2 separate regions of the Homo sapiens genome follow, and region 2 is linked to region 1. The links are chromatin loops, found by intact Hi-C in ENCODE. Cell type or tissue: endothelial cell of umbilical vein. All regions are shown on one strand.

Region 1 (8,000 bases):
ATTTCTTTTTTTCTTCTTCCCTTCCTTAAGCTGCCCATTTCACCAACACTGTTGTTAGCAGTTTTATATGATCTTTATTTAATGCAATTAGATTTGCCTTTAGATCAAAGCAAACTATTTACAATTGATATAATAACTAAGCACCTCTCCAGAAAGAAGGTTGACTGCTTTGCAAGTATGAGCCCATTGTCTTAGTCCATGTGTGCTGCTGTAACGAAATATCACAGACTGGGTAATTTACAGCCATGAGCCACTATGCCCGAGGTGCTAAGGCCACCTCTTCACCTCTTTTTTTTTTTTTTTTTGTGATGGAGTTTCACTCTTGTTCCTCAAGCCAGAGTGCAATGGGGCAATCTCGGCTCACTGCAACCTCTGCCTCCCAGGTTCAAGTGATTCTCCAGCCTCAGCCTCCCGAGTAGCTGGGATTACAGGCATGTGCCACCATGCCTGGCTAATTTTTTTGTATGTTTAGTAGAAATGGGGTTTCACCATGTTAGCCAGGCTGGTCTCGAACTCCTGTCCTCAGATAATCCGCCGGCCTTGGCCTCCCAAAGTGCTGGGATTACAAGTGTGAGCCACCGTGCCCGGCCTAAGGCCACCTCTTAATACATCATATTGGTGATTAAGTTTGAACACATGAATTTTGCAGGACATTCAGACCATAGTACCATATTTAAAGAAAGACTGATTCACGTTGAGGTGAACCATCTAAACCCAATTTTCGTTATATTGTTTTCTAGAAAGTAGATTAAAAATTAAAATACTCCCAAGCTTGTCATGGTGGCTTACACTTGTAATCCCAGCTACTTGGGAGGCTGAGGTAGGAGAACAGATTGAGCCCAGGAGGCGGATGTTGCAGCGAGCCAAGATCACCCCACTGCACTCCAGCCTAGGCAACAGAGTGAGATGCTGTCAAAAAAAAAAAAAAAAGAAAAAGGAAGGGAGGGAGGGAAATAATATTATAGAAAGCATATAAAAATATTAAGAAAGAGAAAAAAACAATCTTAACTCAGGTATCTTTGTAGAAAATGCTAGCGATTTGAGGTATTGCCTTCCTTTTTCTTTTTTTAAGAAAATTAAATCACTTATTGATTACACATGATAATAGATGATACAAGCTTCATTCCAATCTATAATTTTATCTGGTAGCATTATTCAATTTAGATACATTGCATAGGATGTGCTAACAACCATTTTTATAACCACATGATTTTGCTTGATCCCTTTTAATGGTGAACTTCAGGTCACAACAGTAACTATCAGATCCACTACACCAAGATTTCTGAAGACAATGGCATCTCCACCCAAGCGCGTTGTAAATAAATTCCGAATAGAACCTGTCATCACCCTGAAGGAATTCTAACTTCACACTGTTGGGGAAATTTACCAAGATGGCTTCAGAATAGACTAACTTTACACAGCACATTTTTCAAAAAGACATTTATTCAGCATCATCATCAGAGTATTACATTTAGCAATCAACAGCATGGGTGCAAAAAAAAAAAAAAACTACATTAAAACCCTTTGTTGGAATGCTCTTCACTTTCCACAGAGCAGAAACTAAAATTACCTGTTATACAGTTAGTCACAAATACAGTCCTTGAGTGTTTTGCCCATACACATGAGCATTTGTCTAAAACATGTCTTATTTGGAGCAGCTATTGCCTTTCTTTTCCTTTGCATATTTTCTTTTTCTTTTCTTCTTTTTTTTTTTTTTGTTTGTTTTGAGATTTTGTCTCGATTTGTTGCCCAGGCTGGAGTGCAGTGGCGTGATCTTGGCTCACTGCAACCTCTGCCTCCCAGGTTCAAGCAATTCTCCTGCCTCAGCCTCCCGAGTAGCTGGGATTACAGGTGCCTGCCACCATGCCCGGCTAATTTTTTGTGTTTTAGTAGAGACAGGGTTTCACCATGTTGGCAGGCTGGTCTCCAACTCCTGACCTCAAGTGATCCACTTGCCTCGGCCTCCCAAAGTGCTGGGATTACAGGCGTAAGCCACCGCACCCGGCCACATATTTTCATTTATTCATGGAACAGATAGTAACTGACCAAATGTTATTCTGGGATATGGGGATCTAATAGCAAACAATTGGCAAAGCTCCTGTTGTCATAAAGTAAACAAGAAAATGAATGAATAAGCTGAAATAAGGATAATTTCACATTCACCGGAGAAGAAAATTGAACAAGGTGATAAGGAGGCTTGTGTTCTCTTCTTTAGATCGGGCTTTCAGGGAAAGCCTCATGAGGGCATGATGTTGAGCCACACTTGACTTGAATTGCTAGGAAGGATGTAGCATGTGAAGAGAGGGAGAAGGGCATTCCAGGCAGAGGGAAGAGCTGTGCAGAGATCCCAGGGTGCAAACAAGCTGGGTGTGTATGAGGCACCAAAAGAGGTCCTGAGTAGCTGGAGCACAGCAAGAGACCAGGAGAGAGGGAGGAGATGTGGTCAGAGAGCTGGACAGAGGGCTGAATCATGCAGGCCTGGACAAAGGTGTGGGACTTTATTATAACTGTTAATCATTGTATATGAGTTTGTAAGAACACATTTATCCTTCTGCCTTTTTCTCTTTGACATTATTAATACACTTTCTCCATGTCATTACATAGAGCTCAAAGCCATCATTTAAAATCAATACATACAATTCCATCAAGTGGATAATAATTTACTTAACCATTTTCCCCGTGAAAAGCATGTCCTCTTAACAAATATCCCTGAGTGGCAATATGTAGGCCAGGCACAGTGGCTCACGCCTGTAATTCCAGCACTTTGGGAGGCTGAGGCAGGCAGATCATCTGAGGTCAGGAGTTCAAGACCAGCCTGGCCAACCTGGTGAAACCCCATCTCTACTAAAAATACAAAAAAAATAGCCAGGCGTGGTGGCGGTTGCCTGTAGTCCCAGCTACTCAGGAGGTTGAGGCATAAGAATCTCTTGAACCTGGGAGGTGGAGATTGCAGTGAGCCGAGATCACACCACTGCACTTCCAGCCTTGGTGACAGAGCGAGGCTCCGTCTCAAAAAAGCAAAAACAAAAATCAAAAACAACAACAACAAAGCAAAATAAGGAAATAGTTTGGACACAGACATGCGCACAGGGAGAACACATGAAGATGAAAGCAAAGATGAGGGTGATGCTTCTGCAAGCCAAGGAACAGCAAAGAGTGCCAGCAGACATCAGAACCCAGGAGAGTGGCCCGGAATAGATCCTTTCCTTACATCTCACAAGGAACCAACCCTGCTGACACCTTCATCTTGGACTTCTAGCCTCTGGAACTGTGAGACAGCAAGTTTCTGTTGTGTAAGCCACCCAGTTTGTACGAAACCCTAGCAAGCTAATATAATATCTGTGCCTGCTAGATAGCTAATGAATTAGAGAGTCCAAAAATATGTGACTGTGTCTTGGAAAATATAGAAGAAATAAAGCCCATCAATAGGTGATATTCATCTGAAGCCAATTTGTGGCTGTGGGCTTGAGTGCCACAAATTGCCAAACTACAAATTACAAAGATTTCACAAAATTCAAATTAAAGCCCATGTGGTTTCTGGAGACTCTGAATGGTCTGGCTTTGCCCAACTATGGTGTGTTATCGACAAATTATGCTACCCCATATTAATGCTGTTGGAGGGAGGAGCTAGGAACTGAATGTAAGCATCTTGATAAATTCTTTGTATTTTGCGCAGGTTTTCATGTTTTTCTTTGATTTCTAGGTGGTATAATACATGGCAGTTATTTTACATTTTGTTCCTTTTCTTTTTTGAGAGCTATACCTTTGTATAGGGGAAAAGTCACGTTCCTGTTCAATTTTAAATTCTTCTCTTCTAAGTTGTGATTTCCTTTAGCTGTCTCCAGCCCATCAGGTCTAATATTCATGCATAACAGTGTGCAGTGATGTTATGGAGGAAGATGACGAGTGGACACAGTGGGGACAGTCTCCAGCCTCCCGGCTCACTCACACCAAGGGGAGGAAAGCATTTTCTGAAGGAGCAGTGGCCAAGCCGTCTGATGGGCGATAGAGCCACCCTTCCCTTCCCAAAGCGCTACAAGAAGGGGGCCTTTTGGGGCGACTCACACTTGGTTTAGATGACAAAATCTCTCTTCTGAGGACTCAGCAGTGAAAGTACACAGTCTCAGCACAAAATCCAGTACAGTATAACCTTTTAAAGCCTTTGTCCTATTAAAGGCTATTTACCTGAGTTGGCAGGTAAAATTATGGCCTGAGGATAAAAACATGTAGGGCAGCAAATGAAAGAATTAGTGCACTGTTAAAATGCGATTTGGCATTCAAGCAGAGAAATCTTTACCTGTTGGGGCTGTCGAGGGCACCTTCAAAGGTCTTGGGCCAAGGACGCTGACAGGGCCAGAGAGGAGCACATTTGTCCCCACATTTCAGCAAGAGCCCTTTCCCACACTCACCTCCCAGTTCTGCTCTGGCAAGAAGTGTACAGGAAGGGGTGGATTCATTGTGGGCACTGCATTTAAAGTCCCCTCTTGCCAATCCCCTCACCGTTACGATGCATTTATTTTTCTTGTTTGGCTCTGATAATGATTCTGATTATCAGGTGACCTGGGGTTTGGGCCACTGGGATGCCTTTGCTTTTTAAAGTGCAAGAAAACGGGCAAGAATTACAAAAAGGCAAGTCAGAACCAAGGCATTTCAAAAACAACTTTATCGCTCTGCCGCCAATGGCCTTTGGAGGGGGAAACGTAATTGAATCACTGACTTTGAATACTGAGCCGCTTTGCATGACTCATTAAACTGCCATTTCCAACACTTTTGGCTCGTGCTGTAAGAATGATAGAATCCTATAACAATCTATATGTTTAAATTCTTTTCTATTTGAAAGCGCCTTGTGGTACAAGTGCCTTCAGATGTGAGCACAGACATCAGTTGAAATACAAGACAGTCGTAATAGAGCTAAATTTGATAAGCCACACAAGCATGACTCAGGCAACCCAGCCTCTTAAATCAGGATGCACAATTAATTGCTACTCTTTTATTTATTATCTTTAATCCCTCATTGGATACAGTTGACTTGCTACTTCCTGGGATGAGGCCACAGCATAAGCAGGGATGAATAATTTTTAAATTATGAAGCAATTTCTTTGTTACAAACCTGGGCTCAGATGTAAATTCTAATCATTTCCTTTTCCCAGGACAGTGCCCTCTGAACTCAAAAGGGCGTTCATCCTTTTCCTCCTTCTACCCGTAGCGGGCAGCAAGCCAGGCATGTCTAGTTCTTAGAGGTCATTGTTGTTTTTCTTGCCCTCACTAAGGAATTGGCATATTCCCCCGAGACTCCTTTTTGACACCCTAAAGGCTCATTTAAACCCTATCTGATATTACAAATAATAAAACTCTCCTGGGTGAACTAGCTCTTTCTCCAACCCTCTTCCACCCTGCCTCTCACTTGGCTTCTTCATTCATGTTCATTTTTTGTTGTTGTTTTTTTGAGATGGAGTCTCACTCCATCACTCAGGCTAGAATGCAGTGGCGAGATCTGAGCTCACTGCGACCTCCACCTCCCGAGTTCAAGTGATTCTCCTGCCTCAGCTTCCAAAGTATCTGGGATTATAGGTGCGCGCCATTATGCCCAGCTAATTTTTGTATTTTAGTAGAGAGGCGGGTTTCACCATGTTGGTTATGCTGATCTCAAACTCGTGACCTCAAGTGATCCGCCCTCCTTGGCCTCCCAACATTCATGTTTATTTTAGCAAGTTTTGTACCTCTTAGGAAATAAGGTTTTTCTTACTTTGAGCTGTCAGTGGTTTTGAGCTGAGCCAGAATGAATAACTCAACCGAATGAATTAACAGGCTTTGATTTCAGGAGCATCAGGAAGCCATTTTCCTTCCTGCTTATTCCACAGCTTCCTCCATTGTCTTGGTGTTGCCCAAAATGCCACTCTTAGGAATTTCATCCTTTGTTTCCTGGTAAAACGTACATTCTTGTGGCAAGCATAATGCTTTATGCCTTTTTACAGTTGAGCTTGAGTTCACAGAATCCCGTGCTGAGAGGAGGCCATGTAAGGGGGAGGAGAGGAGGGAAGTGAAGAGTGGGACAGTTGTGATGGGAGAAGGGCCACACGTCTGGAGATACCCAGAGAGCAGGAAACTGCATTGAGGGAGCACTGATGTGGAAGAAAAGCATTACCATGGAGGGTGCAGCACAATCGTCCCTCGGTCTCCACGGGGGATGGGTTCCAGGACCCCTTTCTTTTTTTTTTTTTTGAGGTGGAGTATCACTCTGTCGCCCAGGCTGGAGTGCTGCAGCGTGATCTCAGCTCCCTGAAACCTCCACCTCCCAGGTTCAAGTGATTCTCCTGCCTCAGCCTCCCCAGTAGCTGGGATTACAGATGTGCGCCACCACGCCCAGCTAATTTTTTTTTTTAATTTTTAGTAGAGACGGGGTTTCACCATGTTGGCCAGGCTCATCTTGAACTCCTGACCTCAAGTGATCCTCCTGCCTCGGCCTCCCAAAGTGCTGGGATTGCAGGCGTGAGCCACTGTGCCCGGCCCGGGACACCTTTCAGATACCAAAATCCACAGATGCTCAAGTTCCATGGCGTAATGTTTGCGTATAATTTACATAGACTCTTCCATGTACCTTAAATCATCTCTGGATTACTTATAATACCTAAAACAATGTAAATGCTATGTAAATAGTTGTTATACTGTATTGGAAAGGAATAGTAACAGAAAAAAAAATCTGTACATTTTAGGTACAGAATCAACCATCCATTTTTTGCCCCAAATATTTTCCATCTGCTGTTGGTCGAATCCACTGATGAGGGTACCCACAGATATGGACAGCTGACTGTACATATATACCCTAAGATGCTTCTTTATTAAAAACAATTCCTGATTATAGAAGTAATTGATACTTATGATAGAAAAGTTTATAAAATTTGTAAAATATTAAAAATGCCCATAATCTTTACAGGCCAGAGATATCTAATAATTTTCCATGGTGATGTTTCATGGCCCCATAATATCCCGTCATTTATTTTACCAATTCCCCATCAACGTTTGCTATTACAAGTGATAATAGCTAACTTTTACAAAGCCTTCTAGGCTCTTTTCTAAATGGCTGGTGTCAGTCAATTCACTCAATCTTTAAAGCAGCCCAGTGAGGAGGTACAGGTATTATTCTCACTTTAGAGATGAGGAAACAGGCGGCGGGGGATAACCTGTCCAGAGCCACACGCTAGACAACAGTGAATTCAAGATTCATACCCTGGCAGTTGTCTCCAGGGCTTGGGCTCTTAATGTTTCTGCACAAATTGTTTTCTGAGGCTAGTTTCCCTAAGATAGCATCTCTGGGTCCAAAGTTCAAGAGCATATTTAAGGCTCTTGATATATTGCTAAATTGCTCTCTGTAAAATTTACTCATTTGGCAATGTGTTTCCACTTCATTTGCTTCTTTGATGTTTGAAAACAAAATGAGGCCGGGCGCGGTGGCTCACGCCTGTAATCCCAGCACTTTGGGAGGCCGAGGCGGGTGGATCACGAGGTCAGGAGATCGAGACCATCCTGGCTAACACGGTGAAACCCCGTCTCTACTAAAAATATAAAAAATTAGCCGGGCGCGGTGGCGGGTGCCTGTAGTCCCAGCTACTCGGGAGGCTGAGGCAGGAGAATGGCGTGAACCCGGGAGGCGGAGCTTGCGGTGAGCTGAGATCAGGCCACTGCACTCCAGGCTGGGCAACAGAGTGAGACTCTGTCTCAAAACAAAACAAAACGAAACACCTGTGTTGCTGTAGCTGAATAGCTCTATTTACATTTTGTCTCCCATCCCTGAGCTGGCAGCAGGAGAAGGGACCAGAGAAACAAAGATTTGTCTGCACAGGAGACCTGAAGTCCTTGAATTATGACAGCTTTGGAGATTTCTAAAAGCACATTTCGATCAGGCACATCCTGGGCTTGGCCTCCCTGTTCTTTGAGTTGCCTTGGATATGAGGTGAATTATCAGTGTCACTCCTTTTGGGCTTTTCTTTTTTTGTAAACCA
Region 2 (8,000 bases), 330 kb after region 1:
CCCCCTGCTCAACCCCATTTCAGGGGAGGAGGGAAGAAATATAGAAAAGATAATGAGGGAAAGTGGCCATGGGTAGTGAGAGGATGATGAAGTGGTAGATAATGGGAGAGTGGAGGGAAGGCATAGAAATTACACACATATACTTTTTTAGAGAAACGACACAGGGAAAAGATAGGGGGCATCAAAGAAAGAACATTTGCCTTCTTTTGTTCATCAAATAAAATAATCGCTGACATTTATTGAGCCCTTGTCCTAGGCCTGGCACCTTGTTCAGTTTTTCACATGCATCATTTCATTTAGCCCTCATACATCTCATTTTATAGATAAGTGAGAAACATACTTATGCAATTAATCAATATGTCCAATATCACTAATTAGTAAGAGACAGGACAAGGCATTGAACTTCAGCATCTTTGACCCCTGAGCTTGTACTTATAAATACTAGTCCATATGGCTTTCCTACCAGCATTTCCTCTGAGCCAGGGAATGTCACTATTTTCCTTATGGCCAACAGCATTTAGACTCAATGTCATTGCTGACCTACAGTGATGTGTTCATCACCATGGGCAGACAGATAGGCAGGTACCTATCCATACACTCACTCACCCACTGATGACACTCAGGAAGGCTTGGTAAAGACAAGTAAAGCCAATGAATATTATAAATAGATAGTATTTCTTGTGAGGAGCCATCATGTGGGGAAAGCTTCTTCATTAACTCTGGCTGAGTCTAATGTTGAAATTAATTCTTGGCTGGCACACTGGCTCACACCTATAATCCCAGAACTTTGGGAGGCCGAGGTGGGCAGATCACAAGGTCAAGAGATCGAGACCATCCTGGCCAACATGGTGAAACCCTGTCTCTACTAAAAATACAAAAATTAGCTAGGTGTGGTGGCACATGCCTGCAGTCCCAGCTACTCAGGAGGCTGAGGCAGGAGAATCACTTGAACCATGGAGGCAGAGGTTGCAGTGAGCTGAGATTGTGCCACTGCATTCCACCCTGGTGACAGAGAGAGACTCTGTCTCAAAAAAAAAAAAAAAATTCTTGTTCTTTCTGGGTGCAAGATAGTTCCTGAACACATACCCAGATGATCACAGGTGCCTGTGGTTTGTTGGGGGATGATATACACTAAAATAAGTGGTGAATACCCATAGCTAACCATAGCAAATTTTCTCAGTATTATACCTATCAGAAAACCCAAGTAAGCCTCATTGTAGGATAACTCTAGGTGACCCTCTAGGGATTATGGTTGATGATCACAGAGCTGTGATGTCATGATGTCCCATTAGGGGTCTTTCACCTGGTTATCATTTCTCTGCCTGATACTTCAACTGCAAATTTATGAGGAAATTTAGGAAAGACTGAATCAGACCCCTATCCAATAGTCTCCAAGCTGTGTGCACTTTCCTTGGATTTTCCTCTGTTTCAATGCAGGGATATTACATGGGTTTTGGAATCAGTCAGACTCACGTTCAAATTCTGTCTCTGCTATTTACTGAGTGAGGAGCAGTGGTACGAATCCCTTGTCCTTGGAACTGCTGTATTCTCTCCTGTAGAAAGGAATTATGAAAGGTGTTGTGAGGATCAGGTGAGCTGGCACATGCAATGCACCAACACAGGGCCTGGAATATGGTGGGTGACCACTCACTGCAAACTCTTATTCTTCATGCTTCAGTTACCTATTGCTATATAAAATCTCAACCCAGGCCTTAGCGGCCCCCATGACTATACCCGTTTGTCATGAAGAGCTTTAGTGAGCTTTACTTGAATAACAACCGTTTGTTTGCTCATAGTTTTGTAATCTGAGCTGGGTTCTTCTACTGGTCTCACCTAGGGTAGTTCATGCTCTCATGCTGACCATTAGGAGGCTGAATTGGGGCCAGAAATCCAAGATAGCATCACTCATGTATCAGGAAGCCTGGCTGTCATGCCTGCACCAGCTCGGATCAAGCCTCTGCTTGGTATAGGGCTCTGTTGTCACCGCCTTAAAATTCGGAATAATTTTAAAACAAGGAAACCTGCATTTCCTTTTACACTAATCCCTGCAAATTGTGTAACCAGTCCTTGCAGCTGGATCTCTTTCTATACTAGCTCAGGGCTCCAAGGGAGTGAAAGCAAAAGCTGGCAGGCTTAAGACCAAGGCTAGAACTTGTACAGTATCACTTTGCCGCATTCTATGGGCCAAAGTAATTCACAAGGCCATGCCTGATTCAAGAGGAGGAGTGGGAAAATCTTTATGGCCTACACTTGACCTCCATTTCCTACTTTCAGCATTTGCAGCAACTGGGTCAGCAACTGGGTCCTGAGAGAGCTCTTCTGGTGCTAAGAAGCAGACACCTCCCCAAGTGACCTCACAAAAAGAGGAATATATGGCAGAGGGTTGGAAATCTCTCAGAAATGAGGCATAACCCCATCTTAGGAAAGTGGAAAGAGTTAGAAACTCAGAGTCTGAGGCTACGCCTTGCTTCTCAGTGGTGACATTGACTTCCTTGGTCAGTCATGGCTTGAGGGGAGGTCAGGGAAACTGGTCACTCAGAAGAGACAACTGCCCCTTACAGAGACTGTGGGCAGGCCAGCTCTCTATAAGAGGCTGTGAATAAGGTAGGGTGTATTCCCTGATAGAAAAGTTTTTTTATCAGCCATTTATGAAGCACCAATAATTATATGTAAGAGTGTTTTGGCGTATGGGGATGTGACTCTGGGAGAGCAGGGCTCTTTTTTGTCAGTCACATAAGGGTATATCTCTTTAATTGAAGTTGGGGTTGGGGGCAGGGGAATAATCGGAGGTTTATTCTTACTGTCCTTGTGCTCGGGGAGTCAGCCGCAGTCCCTGGTGACCGGCTCACATATCCTCATGTGGCTAGCAACACCCACCTACCATGGCAGTACAGGAGAACGCTTAACTCACTGTAATCTCCAATGCCTAAGTGCAAACGATTCTCTCGCCTCAGCCTCCGAAGTAGCTAGGACTACAAGTATGCACCACCATGCCTGGCTAATTTCTTTTACAGAGATGGAGGTCTTGCTATGTTGCCTAGGTTTCGAACCCCTGGCCTCAATCAAGCCTCCCACTTTGGCCTCCCAGAACCCTGGGATTGCAGGGGTGAGCCACCGCATCTGGCAGAGAATGCATTCTTTTACAAAAATGCCAACTCACCTCAAAGAAAAGTTGAGTGAAGAAGGATGAGAAATTGTGACTTTATCTTATTTACTTTGGTCCTGCTCCAAGGAAGATGACAGACTGAGGCCCGCATAAGGAGGGAGTCCCACATGGACTTGGGAGTGTCATCACCATCTCCTTGGGGCATGCAGAGAGCGGTCACCATCTCTTGACCTCTCTCCTCAGCATGCTCCCCACTTCCCTACTCTACTTCCTTGTGGTTTCCTTCCTTTGTGCCCTCAGTCTAGTGTCCTTACCCCTGTCCTGGAGACCCCATCTCTTTTCTCCAGTACATAGTGCCCCTCCTCGGTCCCTTCCTGCACATTCCACTCAGCTGGCACTATCGCTTTCCTTGGCCCAGCTTCGCCAGCTCTGAAAAAGCAAGGGGTGAGGTGCAGTCCATCAGATGGAAGAGATGATATAATTGATGATCAGATCCAGGGCAGGTGCCCAGCAGTAACAACTGTGGCAAATTTCTACATAAGCTAGCTGAGAAACAAGCTAATAGAATGAGCTTATTTCCCAGTGACAATGCAATCTAGTGTTCTATGACCGGCTCCTTGCAAAACAATAACCCTGGCATTATGACAAGATTCACATTAACTGTGCAGGGCCCTGTCTTGACTACCCAGGTGGCTAGCACCTACTTGGATAAGAATGTCCTGAGCTTCAAATCTCTTCCCTGATAAAAAGAGGGCTGCTGCTCTCAAGGAACTTCAGTCAAGGGGAGTGGGGGAAGACAGTCCCACACACAGACAAAAAACTAGGGGGTGAAAGGCCAATGAGTGGTGGGAAGGAAAGGGAAAGAAGCTTCCAGAAGTAAGTGCTGAATGGGAGATTAAACTTGGCTGGGGGCCACGGTGGAGCACAGGTGTAATGGAGGGTGGGGCCTCTTTCAAACCTCACTCGTGGCTGTGTGCACGCGTGTCCGTTCCCACTGGAGTGGCGGTGCTTTCTTGTGGCAGGGGATGGGTTGCTTCCCTCCGAAGTCTTCGCTAGAACTCCCTCCTCCTCCTGCTTCCTTTCACCTGTTCGTTCCAAACATACATTGAGCTGCACGTTCTGGGTTCCCTCACGAAGGAGATTTCAGGTCTATGCCCACTTGCCACGATTTTACTTTACTTGGTTCCCAGTTCTACTCCTTTCCCTGAGCTTCACAGTGTTGAGAAAAAAAGCCCTCAGCCTCCCCGAGTCCCTCAGGCCACGCACCCTCTCACTTTGCTAATTTCCAACCACTCGCTGCTGAGCAGGCTGGAGCACGCCCGCTTCGGACGCCCCGAAACACCCTCGGGCGCATGCTCAGTAACTCCCCCACGCCCCTACCCGGGCGCATGCTCAGTAACTCCCCCACGCCCCTACCTGGGCGCATGCTCAGTAACTCCCCCACGCCCCTACCCGGGCGCATGCTCAGTAACTCCCCCTACCCCGCCCGTCCCACCACTGCTGCCCTTCGCCGCCGCCCCCGGCAGTGCTCGCTCTCTCTAGGCCCCATGTAAATCGCTGTGTTTGCTGGGGAGCCCTTAGTTCAATTCTCAGGGGATTAGGGCCATTGAGATTCTTAATCAATTGCTGGGTTCCACGCGATCCTCTTTAGAAACTTTTTGCTTAATATGCATCTAGAGACATGCACGGCCCGCCTGCAGCGCTGGAGCCGATGGAGTGGAGCCTGGGAGGCTGCAGGCGACCCCCAGGCTTCTAAACAGCAACGTCAGTTTAATTATTGCAGATCCGTCACAGCTGCCAAGTCCTCTCTGTCTTCGTTGTTGTTAACGGGGAAACTTGCCGCCCGGTGGCTTTGCTTCAGGCGGAAGTCCGCGTGCTTTGATACCCTCAGGGGGCACTTACAGGCTAGGTGGACACAGGTGGGCTGCGGGACTCCGCGAATTTACCTTCCAGGGGAATGCACTGCACACATGCTGCACACAGGAGACAGGGAAGCCTGGCGAGGTTGGGTTTTCAGGCGCCACTGTATACACTCTCAGTTCCACTGATACCCTTTCTTTCTTCTACCCGCTTTCAGGCGCCACTGTATACACTCTCAGTTCCACTGATACCCTTTCTTTCTTCTACCCGCTTTCAGGCGCCACTGTATACACTCTCAGTTCCACTGATACCCTTTCTTTCTTCTACCCGCTTTCAGGCGCCACTGTATACACTCTCAGTTCCACTGATACCCTTTCTTTCTTCTACCCGGAGGCCCTGGTAGTTGGCTCTCGCCAGACAATGTAAACTGGCACTACAAGTGGAATAGACCAGACGTTTATTTTCTGGTAAGTCAGGCCTCTGTCCTGCCTGCACCTTTGGCCTGATTTTGATTAACGTTGTCAGAAGCGGATGCCATGTGTGGGGGTGCTGGCTAAACTTTCTGGAAGTGTCAATTGTAAACAGTGTTACCTTACATTTTGGGCAGCACTTTTGAGTTTCCAAAACATGTTCCCATGCATTATCTCATTGGGTTTCCTCAGTAGATTGGAAGAATGTGGAGGAACTTGCACCCTCTTTCACAGTGAAAAAAACCCTGAAGCTCAGAGCAGTATAGTATCTTCGCCAGAATTGCAGGACTAGAAAGTGAAAGAACAAGAAACCAGGTCTTCTGGTCCTTAGTCTGGAGACTTTTGGCAGTCACATATACTTTTTTATTATCTCACTAATAACTCTTGATAATCTTGTTGGATAACAGAACAGTTTGTTCATCCGTGTCGTGTTCTCTCATTGCATTAAGGAAGTGATGAGGGAGCTGATTTCTCAATTGTTTTTTAGAGCTATAATGCCTTGAAAATCATTCCCTTATCCTGGCTATCAGTAATTTGCCATCTCCTAATATGTAGTAAAAATAGTAAACGTAAAAACTAGCTGCCAAGCTAATGCCACAAACATCAAGTAGGAACTGGGTTGGATTCAGTAACATCGGTCCAGAGAGAGCACTGCTCCTCAAGATGGGTGCAACATCAAGGACTTAGGGATCAGGAATGTGCACGGCTCTCCAAATGGTTTTCAACCAAGGTGATGCTGCATTTCCTCTAGTAATTTCATAATTAAAAACTTAGTGATTATCAGAAATTTAGTTTTTGCTTTCTTTTTTGTTTGTTTTGGTTTTTGAGACAGGGTCTCACTCTGTTGCCCAGGCTGGAGTGCAGTGACACAATCATAGCTCACTGTAGCCTTGAACTCCTGGATTCATGCCTCAGCCCCCCAAGTAGCTGAGACTACAGGCAGGCACCACCATACCTAGGTAATTTTTGTATTTTTTGTAGAAACGGGGTTTTGACATGTTTGTCAGACTAGTCTCGACCTCCTGGGCTCAAGCGAACTGCCAGCCTTGGCCTCCCAAAGGGTTGGGATTACAGGCACGAGCCACTGTGCCTGGCCAGAAATTTAGTTTTTTATTTATTTATTTATTTATTTATTTATTTTTTTGAGACGGAGTCTTGCTCTTTGCCCAGGCTGGAGTGTAGTGGCGCGATCTGCGTTCACTGCAACCTCCGTCTCCCGGGTTCGCGCCATTCTCCTGCCTCAGCCTCCCGAGTAGCTGGGACTACAGGCGCCCGCCACCACGCCCGGCTAATTTTTTTATTTTTGTATTTTTAGTAGAGACGGGGTTTCACCGTGTTAGCCAGGATGGTCTTGATCTCCTGAGCTCGTGATCCGCCCGCCTCCGCCTCCCAAAGTGCTGGGATTACAGGCATGAGCCACCGTGCCTAGCAGAAATTTAGTTTTTAAATCAGGCTGTGTGAGGTTGGGTTTAAGAATATTGAAGCTTGGCTCACGCCTGTAATCCCAGCACTTTGGGAGGCAGAGGCAGGTGGATCACCTGAGGTCAGGAATTTGAGACCAGCCTGGCCAACATGGTAAAACCCCATCTCTACTAAAAATACAAAAATTAGTCAGGCGTGGTGGTGGACGCCTGTAATCCCAGCTACTCAGGAGGCTGAGGCAGGAGAATTGCTTGAACCACGGAGGTGGAGGTTGCAGTGAGCTGAGATGGTGCCACTGCACTCCAGCCTGGGCAACAGAGTGAGACTCCGTATCAAAAAGAAAAAAGAAAAAAATTACATTCAAAGCAAAACAAAAGCTTCTGGTCTTTGAAAGCATACTTGCAACCACAATTACCAATGACAACTCTAAATTTTGTTTGTTTGTTTGTTTTTAAAACGATCTATTGTCATAGAAACCACTCTTTATAGAATAGAATTATGGAATTTAAAACAATGTGTGGCATGACAAACCCAATCAGATCTGTGCAGTATATTCATGTTTAATTTTTATGAGATTCTTATGTGATAGTGACAACTGCACCCTTGACCTTGCTGAAGGAGGGGAGGCATGAAGCTAATCAGAAAATTTTCTCTAATAAGCTTTCATAGAAGAGTTTTCCAAATAAAATGAAGAGGGCTATCATGGCATATCAAGTTTCTCTAATTTTCAGGAAACAAAGATACTAATTTGCTTTACTCTTAGGGATTCTTAAAAGGCCTCTTTTCTAACTGCATATTTAGAATATATAATCAGAGGACCAACGTTCAATATCTTTTTTTGTGCCATCACTTTAAAAAGTGCAGCCATGCTCCCCACTTAACTATCTGGAGTTGAGAAATGATCTGGGAGTTGGCCCAGAAATAGTGTGAACAGCTAGAGCCAATATTGACAAATCCTTATTCTGCAACCCCACAAGTTTCTCTCCTAGGTAAGCTCATGGGGCTCTCAATCATACCCTGTCATTCTTACTTCAGACACTAGTCCCACTTCTTTGGTTATCTGTATTCTGAGTCCACAAATCAGAGGCATCCAGTTGAAAAAGCTGAAAGCTTCTAGAATGGCACTATCCAATATGGTAGCC

What was found. Hi-C counts contacts between places; a loop is a spot of excess contacts. Peaks named below come from ENCODE experiments on the same cell type or tissue, not always from the same donor. Only the 100,000 strongest peaks of a DNase experiment are listed, where the experiment ranks them.
Region 2: a loop joins it to region 1, with 9 times the contacts of the local background. A loop is called at or near these places in 2 of 110 quality-filtered maps.

The regions. Positions count from the first base shown.
Region 1 is chr9:798,663-806,662 of GRCh38, reverse strand. LOC105375949 (a long non-coding RNA gene) reads left to right here. Exons shown (of 2, transcript XR_929411.1): 2 at 1,244-1,427. Among named protein-coding and RNA genes, the nearest start is that of DMRT1, 39 kb to the left of the region's middle. In endothelial cell of umbilical vein, no CTCF peak of the experiment used is centred here; DNase peaks (open chromatin) are centred at 42 and 4,742; H3K4me3 peaks cover 390 bases; H3K27ac peaks cover 3,097 bases.
Region 2 is chr9:466,747-474,746 of GRCh38, reverse strand. DOCK8-AS2 (DOCK8 antisense RNA 2) reads left to right here and starts at 4,618. Exons shown (of 2, transcript XR_002956871.2): 1 at 4,618-5,433. It also overlaps a transcript of KANK1 not described here. RefSeq lists a silencer at 4,531-4,580 and enhancers at 4,691-4,840, 4,343-4,868, 5,401-5,500, 5,741-5,790. In endothelial cell of umbilical vein, no CTCF peak of the experiment used is centred here; a DNase peak (open chromatin) is centred at 4,496; H3K4me3 peaks cover 1,202 bases.